2 separate regions of the Homo sapiens genome follow, and region 2 is linked to region 1. Evidence: chromatin contacts called from ENCODE Hi-C or POLR2A ChIA-PET data. All regions are on one chromosome and are shown on one strand. The core of a region is the stretch at or near the end of the contact, and the rest is flanking DNA. Distances in the headings are between cores, read along the strand shown. Region 1 overlaps WDFY4 (WDFY family member 4). Region 2 overlaps WDFY4 (WDFY family member 4).

The links. A loop is a pair of places that touch in the nucleus more often than their neighbours do. ChIA-PET counts read pairs that join two places held with the same protein, here RNA polymerase II (POLR2A). Pooled maps may share reads with other maps.
Region 2: a map of transverse colon shows a loop between it and region 1 (9-fold over the local background). The contact joins two enhancer-like sites. A Hi-C loop is called at or near these places in 5 of 168 maps with a recorded cell type or tissue (A673, B cell, endothelial cell of hepatic sinusoid and 2 more) and 2 of 50 pooled maps. POLR2A ChIA-PET finds 5 or more read pairs at or near these places in 2 of 52 experiments (GM12878 and OCI-LY7).

What each region holds. Positions count from the first base shown.
Region 1 is chr10:48,746,889-48,753,003 of GRCh38, forward strand. The region is part of intron 12 of WDFY4 (WDFY family member 4); the gene reads left to right. Among named protein-coding and RNA genes, the nearest start is that of WDFY4, 65 kb to the left of the region's middle. Within about 2 kb of position 1,848, at least 3 of the 41 ENCODE cell types and tissues checked have a DNase peak (open chromatin) inside an H3K27ac peak, as active enhancers do.
Region 2 is chr10:48,704,615-48,710,607 of GRCh38, forward strand. WDFY4 (WDFY family member 4) reads left to right here. Exons shown (of 62, transcript NM_001394531.1): 2 at 5,102-5,352. The coding sequence starts at 5,119. Among named protein-coding and RNA genes, the nearest start is that of WDFY4, 23 kb to the left of the region's middle. Within about 2 kb of position 3,702, at least 2 of the 41 ENCODE cell types and tissues checked have a DNase peak (open chromatin) inside an H3K27ac peak, as active enhancers do.

The DNA of each region.
Region 1 (6,115 bases), core at 598-3,097:
TCCATCAGATATGACAGTTATTGTTGTTGTTTTATAAAATATTCTTTGGATTTACCTACATGCTTTCAATGTCTGTGCTCACCATTCTTTTTTGCATCTCTATCCTTCCATCTGGGATTATTTTTTATCTACTCTAGTACATCTGTTAAACTTTCCTGTAGTGTGGGTCTATTTGTGGTAAACTCTCTTGGATTTTATTTGTCTGAAAACTGTCTTTATTTTCTCCCTAATTGCAGAAATATAGTTTTGCTGGGTAAACATTTATTGGTTGACAGTTATTTTCTCACAGTAAATGGAAGGTCTCCCCAGCTATTGCCTTCCATTGTTGCCTTTTAAAATCGTTTTTATTTCTCTTCCTTTGAAGGTAATTTGTCATTTTTCTCTGGTCGCTTTTAAGATCTTCACCATTCTTGTTCTATTGCTTTACTGTCATATATCTCAATGTACATTATTTTAAACATTTATTTTGCTTCATATTCATTGGGATTCCTGAATCCCAACTGATGTCTTTTATAAAATATGGATTTTTAAATTATGACCTCTTCTCCATCCCTTTTCCTATTATGCCTTTTTGGAACTAACACAATTAGATGTATGTTTTACTTTTTCATTCTATCCTCCCTTAATCTTTCTTTTACATTTTTCATCTCTTTGTCTCTCTGTACTCTGTTCCACACAGTTTCTTTTGGTCTTTCTTAAACCCACTGAATCTCCTACTAGCTGTGTCTAATCTGATATATAATCTAGCCATTTAGGTTTTCTTTTTAAAATTTCAATGACAGTATTTTATATGTCTAGATATACTGTTTCTTTTTCAAATAAACTTGATTTGATAGCCCTTTTCCTTTCTCATATCTTTCATTTTTATTTCTTCAAACACAAGAATCATAATTATTTCTTCTTGTGTTTTTTGAGAGTATATTGTTTCTGTGACAATCATGGAAGGTCCCTTGTATGATGTCTGATTTTTTATTGTGAATCTTGCTCCAAGATTTTCCTTTTCTTGGATTCCATAGAAACCATCCTCATTCAGGCCATTCTGCCCTTCTGTAGGTATGGGAATGCCTCCATGGGGTCTTAGCTGCCCTTTCCAAGCCAGGCCTTGGCCAGATTCCCAGGTCCTGATTTTCTTGCTTGTCTTGGGAAGAATTCCCTCTCTGGGTTCCCTGTTCTCTATATTTCAGGGGCAATCCCTGAGGAGGCCTTTTGCCTGGGCACCCTGATAACATACAGGTTAACTTAGGATCTTGGTGTGGAAACTTGTTTGACTTATTCTGCCAGCTCTCAGGGGCAGGGGAGTATTTGTCAGTATGAAAAGACATTTAGTAAGTGATATCAGGTGAAGAAAAGCAATAGTAATTAGTTGAATGTCTATGGAGGCTGAGCACTAAACATCTATTTATTTTTATTTCCCTCCAAAATTTTGGAATTTTATCAATAAGGAAACAAAGGCTGAGAAAGGATAAAAAACATGGCCAAAGGTCACACATTTAGTAAATAATAAAGCTAGAATTTGAACCCAGGGCTACCTCCAAAGCCTGCATGCATTTGTCTGTGCGTGCGTGTATGTGCACACACGTGTGTGTGTTCTTCCTGTTTTTTTCCTGATACTCCCACAATAATAGTGATAGTTTTCCAAATGTCTGACACGACAGCCTGCAGTTTGAAGATTGGGTTCTAACCAATGGACTGCGTCAGTCCTGATGTTTTAGAGGTGAGTCCTGTGTCAAATGTCATCCTGGTTTTGTAATGAGTAATTTTTACATTTATAAGACCCATGTTTCATAAATAGAGCATTTTTTTTTCTCCCTAAAAGAGATACATGGCCCTTGACCTTCCTTGATGGTTAGAGAATAGGAAGTGAAACTCTACCCCCTCCAGGGAGTCTGCAGAGTAAAGGGCATGGCAGTGGGCTGGGAATGGGAGACAGGGTGCTCGTCTCTGCCGTACCACACTTGTATGTCCTTGGGCAAGTGGCTTCCCTCAGCCCTGCCTTCTGCAAAGTAGGTCCCAAGTCTCCAGGGAGGAGGGAAAGAGGCCGTGGGCCTTGGAGTCAGGCCTGCTTGTTCTATGCCTTGGTGGCTGTGTTCTTTGGTCCTGCTACTTTATTTCTCTAATCTTCCATCTCCTGATTTGAAGGCAGACATAATAATAGTATCTACATTGAGGGAAGATGGTAGTTAGAGTGATCACAGCTGCTTCCTAAGCATGTGTGCGCCAGACACCATGCTCAGCTTTTTACAATGGACTATTCTTCAATTCATTTAGTCTTTATGGTAACTATAATTTAAGGAATATTTTTCATAACACAGAGGTGACATGTTATGTAATTCCAAAAATATATCTATGGTGTCCAAAATACATCATATATCTCTATGAAACATGCACCATACCAAATAAACACCCCTACACCAAACACACTATATACACATCACATGCACATATACATACACCACATGTACACAAAACACACACACACCACACTAAACATACACCTTACACATACTGGCATACCACACACCCACACACTGCACTTACACACCACACAGCACCTAGCACATACACATGAATACACACCACACATACCACCTACATATGCTACATACAGACACCACACGACACACACAAATACCACACATACACACATACTACATATCCACACTACATACACACACCATAGAATGGAGTGCTTACCCCTCAGCAGCACATCATCCACAGTGCAGGTCTGGAGGTGAAAGTGGAGCAGAAGCAGGGTCAGACTGTGGTGGGCCTTGCACAAACCCTATGGGAGACCATTTCACTTTTACCCTATAGGCAATGTGGAGCTAGGGTGGTCTCTGTGCAGGACTGTGGCATCATGGGGTTATGGGTTATGAGGACTGCTCTACAACTGGGTCTGTGTATAGCTCTGAGAAAAGCCCCCTCCAAAGCAAGGCAGCCCTGCTCCTTCTTGCTTCTGCCTTAGCATATGCCTTCTCCCAGCCCCTGCCAGGCCTCGTGGGCTGACGTTTATTCCTTATGTCAGCCAAAGGAGCAACCCCAGTCACCTTTACCTTGAACTTAAGTTGTGGCTATAACTTATAGCCCTAAGGGGACATCATTTCAACAGGAATGCGGTGTGCTCCAGGCAATAGTTAAGGTTTCATGGGGCACTCTGCAGGCCAGAGCCCTAAACACTTACTCCTCTGGCTCTGCTGCTGGGCATCCTGCAGCTTCATCCTAATCTTTCCTGTTGAAACAATGTCCCCTGTGGGTATGAGTTATATCTGTCACTTAAGTTTGTTAGAGGTAATTGTTGTGCCAGACCATTGAGGAAGGGTGGGGGACAGTGTAGTTCCTGAACAGTTCACATGAAGGCCACACTGGCCTTTGGAAGGCACAGATGTGACCCTGTCGTTCCCACTTGGAAGCCTCCAGTGCTTTCCCATGATTCCCAGGAGGGAGTCAGGCATTGGGAGTGTGGGGCACACAGTTCTGGGGGTCCTGCCTGCCCATGGCATGCAGCCATGCAGCCATGTTTCAGACTCAGATTTCACATATGCCCTTTACTCTACCTGGGATGCCTTTCCTGTCTTCACTCTGCCTGGACAGTTGCTTCTTATGCTTTTGTCTAGGTTTAGATGTCACTTCTTCCAAGAAGCCTCCCCTGGCCTGCCCATCCCCATCCCATGGGCCAAATCAGATCCCACTGCCTCACATTTCCTCAGCACCCTCAGCACTGATCACAGTGCAAATCAATGATTAATTGTGTAATCTTCCTTGGTTTCTTATTTCTTTGGTTTGTGTTTGCACACTTGAGCATATCTGAAACCAGGATATGTATTAAAATGGATGCCAAGGACATCAGCCACTTAAGTCGTCTCTTCCCCATCTGCTAATAAAGGCACTGTACATCTATCAATTTTTGGTTTCTTACCACTGTTGAAATAAGATGGTGTTCAAATCTCTTTCTTCTGCTTCAGTGGTGAGGCCCATGTGAGCATGGACTGGGTCTGCAGCTACATCAGGGACCCCTGTGAATGGTCACTGAGTAGAATATGGGCATGAATGAATTGAGAAGATGGACAGGACAGGAGGAAAGGCAGGGAGGGTTGGCAAGGCAGATAGTCTTGGACTCTCGTGCCTGGTGTCCTGAAGACACCTGATGTGCAGTTGTCCTGCAACTGCTTCAGATATGGCTGCTCCTGCCTGCTCCTCTTCTGGGCTCCCACCTAGTAGAGACATGAATGGAGCATTATCCTTGTATGGTGGGGACCCTGGCAAGGGCAGGCCCAGAAATTGAGAGGACGCAGAGAAGTGCACCTAATGAAGTCTGGGGAGGAGGTCAGCGAGGCGTTCCTGGATGAGGAGACCACTGAGCTAAACATTTAAAGATGAGAGTTATCTGGTCTGAGATGGGTTGAGGAGGCATAAAGGTGAGACTCAAAATCAACTATCTTGAGTAAGGTTTGTTCCTGCCTTCTGTAGGCATTGCTCGGACTTTAAGCTGTAGTAGGGCTTTAAGCTATAGGGATGGATGGGCAGAGATGATGGCTGGAAAGGAGAGGAGCAAAGGAGCTGTCAGTTGCTCCTTCCAGGGATGGCAGTAGCTTGAACAGGAGAACATTTTGAGAACTATTTAGGACGTAACTTTGCCTGGCCTTGGTAACCAATTTGATGAGAGTGTGAGAGAGACTGGTTGGTGCTAGTCCCTGAGAGAGAAGCCCTAGAGTTTTGGAAGAGGATGGTGGCTGTCTGGAGTAATCAGCATGGACTGCACAAATGAGGCCGCTTTGCTTTTAATTTTCTAATGCATCCCTCAAGTATCCACAGGCCTTAGTAACAGGAGATAGTTATTAATCTTGCCTCCTGAAGTTTGATAGAGTCCACATAGGGGGCAGTCTGTCTGACTTCCATATCTAAGCAAGACAAGTACCAGGATTGGAGTAGTCATCCTCTCTGTCATGCAGCTGCTGTGGGTGGCAGGATTTTATAGCCAAGCTCAGGGGCTGTGTGAAATGATGAGGCTTCACTGGTTCACGTCCTGCAAAGGCCCCTAGGCTTCTTCAAATGAGATGCAAAATTTGGCCAAGCACGCCTCACACCACCACTGGCTCCCAAAGATACAGGCACTTTGGGATTTGTACTTTTGATTACAACTTTCTGTCGTACCCACAGGTCCCTTGCGAGATACAAGCCGTCTGGGAACACCAGGTCAGGTGGGGGATCAGTGTCTGCCATCCTTGGGATCCAGAACCTTGTCTCCATTCCTGCTCTGTCAATCCCTACCTTACAGCAATGCTTCTCATAGTGTGGCCTGTAGACCACCTGCATCAGAATCCATTGTAAAGTTGCACAAAAATATAGTTGTGTAAACTAGATTTCCCGAATCACAAATCCCTGGGGTTGAAATTTAGGGTTCTGTTTTTAAAAAGGTCCTCTTATTATGTGTAAGCACATTAAAGTTTGAGAACTGCTCCAGGTGCTGGACATCTTTTACTTTAAAAAAATCTTAGCTTTTTTCACTGAGGTGAGATTTGCAGAACATAAAATTAATAATCTTAAAGCAAACAATTCCATAGAATTTAATGCATTCACAGTGTTGTGCAAAGACCACCTCTATCTAATTCAAAACACTTTTATCACCCCAAAAGGAAAACCTATACTCATTCTCATTCTTTTCCCCAGTCCCTGGGCTACCACCAATCTGCTTTGGGGATTAAACTGTTCAGGATAAATCATGTGTAAATGGAATCATGTAATAGGTTTCCTTTGGCGTTTGACTTCTTTCAGGTAGCTTAATATTTTTGAGATTCATTTACATTGTAACGTATATCAGTACTTCTTTCCTTTTTACAATAAAATAATATTCCATCATATGGGTACACACCACAGTTTGTTTATCCATTCATTTGTTGATGAACATTTGGGTTATTTCCTTTGGTTCTTGTAAATAGTGCTGCTATGAACATTCATGTTCATGTATTTATTTGAGTACTTGTTTTGAATTCTTTTGAATATATACCTAGGAGTAGAATTGTAGCTCAATTCAATAGAATTGTAGGAACTGTAAAACTGCCTATTTTCACAGCAGCTGAACCAATTTTACACACCCAACAGCAATATAAAAGGTTTT
Region 2 (5,993 bases), core at 2,452-4,951, 40 kb before region 1:
CAAGCCCCTCTCCCCATCCTCAGCCCCAAGCAGCCACAGTGTGAGCCCAGCTGCCTGTGTGCACTGCTGGGGGTGTGCTGGGCAGCAAAGCCTGGGCTGTCCACAGACCTGGGGGCTTCTGCTCTGGTCACCGACTGGCGAAGGGACCCTGGCCAAGTCACCTCTCTGCTCCCACCTCAGTACCAGCTGTGGACGAAGGCTGCTAGCTTTGCTGTCACTGGATATCAGAAGGATTACATGAAGAGATGCATGTAAATGCCTGCACTAAGTAGGTGCCAGTAAATATGCATTCCCTTAATCCTAATAGTGACCTGTGCCAAGCTGACTAATGCTAGAGGGGCCCTGGTGAGAGAACCTGTTGTCATCCCCACTTTACAAATGAGGACCATGAGGCAGGGATGGGTCTTGCCACTTGGTCTAAACCCACTGTGTTCAAACCCCAGCAGTCTGGCCCCAGAGTCTGTGCTGGGAGCCAAACATGTCTGAGAGTAGAATCCCCAGGAGCCAAGGTCCAGACGTGGTGTCTGTTTAACAGGTTGATTTTTATGAAAAATGCCCTGAGCTCAAGTTCCCACAGTGGAGAGTGAAGTTGGGGGATGGTTGGGAAGCACAGGTTTGGATCCTGTTTTTATTTAAAATTTTGTTCATCATGGATTTCTTGACATTAACTTTGATCTCTAAAACTGTTGCATAAAATTATCATTTTTGGCACCTCCTTAAATCTTGTGAGGAGGTGAGTGCCTCCTTCATTGCCCTACCCTCACCCTGGCCTCGCCTGGGACTCCCACAGTGACCCTAAGCCCCGATGGGTCCCTTTTCACCCTGGATAAGAAGAGGCTGCTGGCTTGTAGGTGGGGCACTTCTTGAGAATGAGACGGATGAGAGTGTTTTTTTCTTGCTGTTCTTCACATGGCCTGCAAGCCTACTCCCTGTTTCCTTCTCTTTTCAAATAAAACTGGAGCAGGTGTGGCACGATCAGCAGATGAGCAGGAGGTGGGGCAGCTGCAGCTTGGCATTTGAGTCAGATGCTGCTGCCACGCAATTTCAGGGGTCCGCATTAGTTAGAAATCCTTGTTTATCAAAAATCTTTGCCGATTCAAGTGAAGGTGAGTCAAGTGTTTCACTTCAGCAAACGTGGCTTCTGCACTTCAGAGGAGAGCTGGGCGGTTTCTGATCCTTTCTCTGGATCTCCAGCTAAGTCCCCACCCATCGCAGTTCCATATTCTGCCTGATGCTCACTTGACTTGCCACTTGCTGGTCCTGAAGATGGGGCATGTTAGCATGTCCTCAGACATGGTTTACTGATAGAGCCAGTTAGTAAAGCCTGCAGGTGTGGCCACAGAATGAACTTTATATGGTAGAGACAACACTAAGCTTGCTGTTACCATGGCTTGGGGCTGGCTCTATTGGTGCTAGGGATGGCAGTTTGGTTGGACACAGTGGCTTTCAGAGTCCTGGGGAAATCCTAGTAGAAATCTTGGAGTGGGAAAAATGAACTTGTTCCAAAGAGGGGTCTAGGCGAGAGAGAGAGAGATTGAGATTTGGGTGCCATCAGCACGTAGGTTAATTCGTTCACGGATTCATTTATACTTTCATTCGTTTATGCAATAACATTTTATTGAGAATCTACTCTGTGCCAGCCCCTGCTATGGACATAACATCCTTGCCTTCACAGAGCTAATGTTTAGTGGATATGTGGCTCTCAGTGGTAATTAGAGCCATGAGAATAGCTGAGACCTCCTTACAAAGAACCCATGAAATGAGAACTCACTGGAGTCTGACTCCAGAACACCAGCTGCAGGGAGCTCTGCAGGAGACCGAGCCTCAGATGGAAACATACTTAGCTCCTCACTCTGCAGCAAATGCGCAGTGAGAAACAACAGAGATGCACTTGCTTTTGATTTTATTCTACCTGTCAAATTATCAGGGTTAAAAAAAAGGGTAATAAAAAAAGATTACACATAGGGAAGCTCGAGCTCTTGTACACTTATGTAGAAGGAATGTCTGTCCCTTGATAGGATTGGTGTTTCAGGAGCAGCCGTTTGGAAATATGGATCAAGAGGCTGGAAAATTTATCTATCTTTAGATCCAACTATTTCCTTTTAGAAATTCAGGAATGGATTAGGATTTGTTATTTTATCATGAATATATAAAAAAGACTTAGACATGAGGATTGTCATTACAGTATTTTTTTATAGTACTGAATAATTGGATATCACTTAAGTGCCTAAGTGTAAGGGCTTATTAAATAAACAAGCAACATTACTCTATGGCCACCATGCAGCCATTAAGAATAAAGGCATTGAGGATCTTAAGTGATGTGGAAAATATTCATGATGTGCTGTTTTGACTACAAAGAAAGTTATGGACTAATTTATTAAAAAATGGATTGAGAGAAGATATCTGTAATTTTCAAAACTAACAAAGGACCAGCTTCTAGAGTATACTCTCATGAAGCAGCAAGAGAAAGACAAGCAAGGAAAAAATAAGCAAAGGTTATGAGTAGTGAATTCACAGAGGAGAAATGCCAAAAGGCTAACAGGCATGTAAAGGGATGCTCATACTCATTAGTAACTTAGAGAAATGCAAATTAAAATGACAATGCAAGGTCTCTTTCCTTCAATCAGATTGCAAACACTGGAAAGCTGGGTGATGCCAAGCAGGGTGGTAATGAGGTCACTGAAGAGCCTTCAGATGCTGTGGGGGAGATGGCCTGATGCCCGCTTTCTGGAGGCATCTTAGTTTGTGGAACTTAGTTGAACTGAGCAGTCATACTCCCTTGATTCAGTTCTGCTGCCCCTGCCTTCATACCCAGAGTCAGTCATGAAAGCCCAGTGAAGGGACCCACGCAGCAATGTCCACCCCAGCCCTGTGTGCTGGACTGAATGTTGTGGCTAATCCAGCCATCTATCAGAGAAAGCCAACAAGTAAAATAGGCATGTGATGCCCACTTTGGAACACAAGGTAGCAGTTAGAGGAAATGAACTTGACAAACACAGAGACACGTGGTGGAGTCTGAAGACATAATGCTGGGTGAAAGAGTAAGAGCAGAAAAGATGCAGAAGAGCATTTGCTAACTTAAGTGTATGTGGATGGAAATCAGGTGCTGTGTGTCATACTCTGTAAGTTCCATGCTGGTGGAATCATACTCACCAAGTGAGAGTGTGGGTGGGGTGGGGACACAGGGAATGCGAATGGAGAATGGAGGTCCTGGTGATAAAGAAATAAATGAACACAGCCAGACAGGAGCCCACCCAGATCAGGGAAAAGGCTAAGGGATGTGAGCAACTCCACACACTGCCTGCCCCTTAGAGTTAGCCCCCCAAAAGAAACAACTTAATCCCCCACAAAACCCCATCCCAGTGCCCAACAGAAGCAAAAGTATAAATAAAGTTTGCTTCAACAATATTATGATCGTGTTCTTACTAAACTATATATTCATAGATAGAAGCTGGAATGTCAGCAGTCATGTTTTCTGGGTATGGGCAAGCATTATGTTCTTCCTGATTTTTTGTTTCCTCCCAGTTTTTGACAATGAACTGACATGGCTTTTGTAATAAGAAAATTATTCCTGAAAATAAAGTCAGAGAGTAAGCAGTCTGTGTGCTCGAAGAGGAGCTGGGGGAAGGCTGGGTTCTGCACATAAAGAGTGAGAATGTTTCAGAGAGGGCTGGTTATCCTTGCCGGTGTCACGTGGCTAAACCCCATTCTAGCCTTCAAGGAATGTGTGTTTGGGCTAAAAATAAAGCATGATGTAACCCAACCACTGCTGTAGCCAAGAGGAAAACACTGGGAGCCCACTTCTCTATGTCCCTCTGGTCACTACTTTGTGATTGTTGAATGCCTGCTGGGCACCCGGATGGCTTCCTACGTGGTAATGTTGAGTTTGGTGAGGGCTTTTATTCAGGGATCCTGAACATTTTGGTCCCTTCTGAGAGTTTACTGAACTGCAGACAAACAAACAATAAACTATCCTATGTTATGGTGTAAGTCATAATTGACTGACAACTTTTGAAGGTGTGTACCTTTGGGAGGTCACTTATTGGTGAATTGGCCCTTGGCTGTTTTCATCGCATAAGTTTTTGTTCTTGTGCCTACTGGCTTGAGGTTCCCAACTTGCAAACACTGCTCCTGTGTGCACTTAGAGATGAGCTCTTGTAAGCTTGGGGACTTAAAGGGTCATTTTGAGAATAAAATACTCTAAAAATATCAAGTATAAACCAAATAATGCTTAGAATGAGGAATCTATCCTTACAGACCCATCATAGAAGGAAGTTCTAGATATAGAATTATGTGCCTCTACAAATACCAGTGAACTATTTACATCTCTTTTATGTATGCAGCCTTTTAAAAGAGAAGCAGCAACAAGTGAAAAAAAAACAAACAAACAACACCCCCCCCCCCCAAACAGGCTTTAGTGTGAAAGTTTGCATTTCAACTTGACGTCTAGCTGCCTGTATGCCTTTGGCCCAGTTTCCTTACTTACCTAGAGAGAATAAGAGCACACATCTGGCCGGGCGCGGTGGCTCACGCCTGTAATCCCAGCACTTTGGGAGGCCGAGGCGGGTGGATCATGAGGTCAGGAGATCGAGACCATCCTGGCTAACAAGGTGAAACCCCGTCTCTACTAAAAATACAAAAAATTAGCCGGGCGCGGTGGCGGGCGCCTGTAGTCCCAGCTACTCGGGAGGCTGAGGCAGGAGAATGGCGTGAACCCGGGAAGCGGAGCTTGCAGTGAGCCGAGATTGCGCCACTGCAGTCCGCAGTCCGACCTGGGCGACAGAGCGAGACTCCGTCTCAAAAAAAAAAAAAAAAAAAAAAAGAGCACACATCTGTCTGTGTGGCTGTAGGAGAGTCTGTCTGAGTCTTGTGTATAAGACCCCACAGTGCTGGGCACACACTAGATTGTGAACTTGTATTAATCACATCTAAATCTGAATCCCCTTTTTAAAAAGGCTTCCTTATTTTAGTCTGTTTCAGATTCTTAGGGGAACCATTTTCAATAGAAACTGGGCTGAGTGAGTACAGTACCTTATCCACAGCCAGAATCATCAGGAAGTGATGTGACAGGAATGTTCACTTCTATTTGTTCTGAATTCAGATCTGCTTTGCCACGGCATGGAGGCAGAAGATCTTTCAAAGGCTGAAGACAGAAATGAAGACCCAGGTTCCAAAAATGAAGGGCAGCTTGCTGCTGTGCAGCCTGATGTCCCACATGGAGGGCAGTCCTCCAGCCCCACAGCTCTCTGGGACATGCTGGAAAGGAAGTTTCTGGAATACCAGCAGTTGACTCACAAGAGCCCCATTGAGCGTCAGAAGAGCCTGTTGAGTCTTCTCCCCCTATTCCTAAAGGTTAGTGTTCTTATTTTTGAAACTGTAAGGTGATAGGCGCTCTGGGACACTTCTGGGATGATTGCATAGTGAAGTTGATGGTTTTAATGTCATCCCAAGTGGACTCTGATTGGTTGCTCAGGGGAGTGTTGTCTTAGTCTGCTAGGGCCACTATAACAAAATGCCATAAACTGGGTAGCTTAGATGCAACAGACTTATTTCTCATAGTTTGGAGCCTGGGAAGTCCAACATTAAGGCACATTAAGTGTCTGGTAAGAGCTTACTTTCTGGCTCATAGAAGGTGCCTTCTTGCCATGGCCTTATGTAGTGGAAGGGGTGAGGGGCCTCTCTCAGGCTTCTTTTATAAGGGCACTAATCCCATTCATAATGGTAGAGCCAAATTGTTTTCCAAAGGCCCTACCTCCTGACACCATTACCTTAGAGATTAAAATGTCACTATATGAATTTTGGGGAGACCCTAGCGAGAGTGTCATGCCAAAGATGACAAGCAAGGCTCATTTCTAGGGTAGGGAGGGACTTAGAAAGGACAGACAGTTAGCTTCTGAGTAATACTGTCTCTTTAGTTAAAAAATATTACATTGTTCCATCACAAACCCAGTTTGGGAGCTAGAAATAAGACCAGCTTCTTTGGGAGGGAGGAG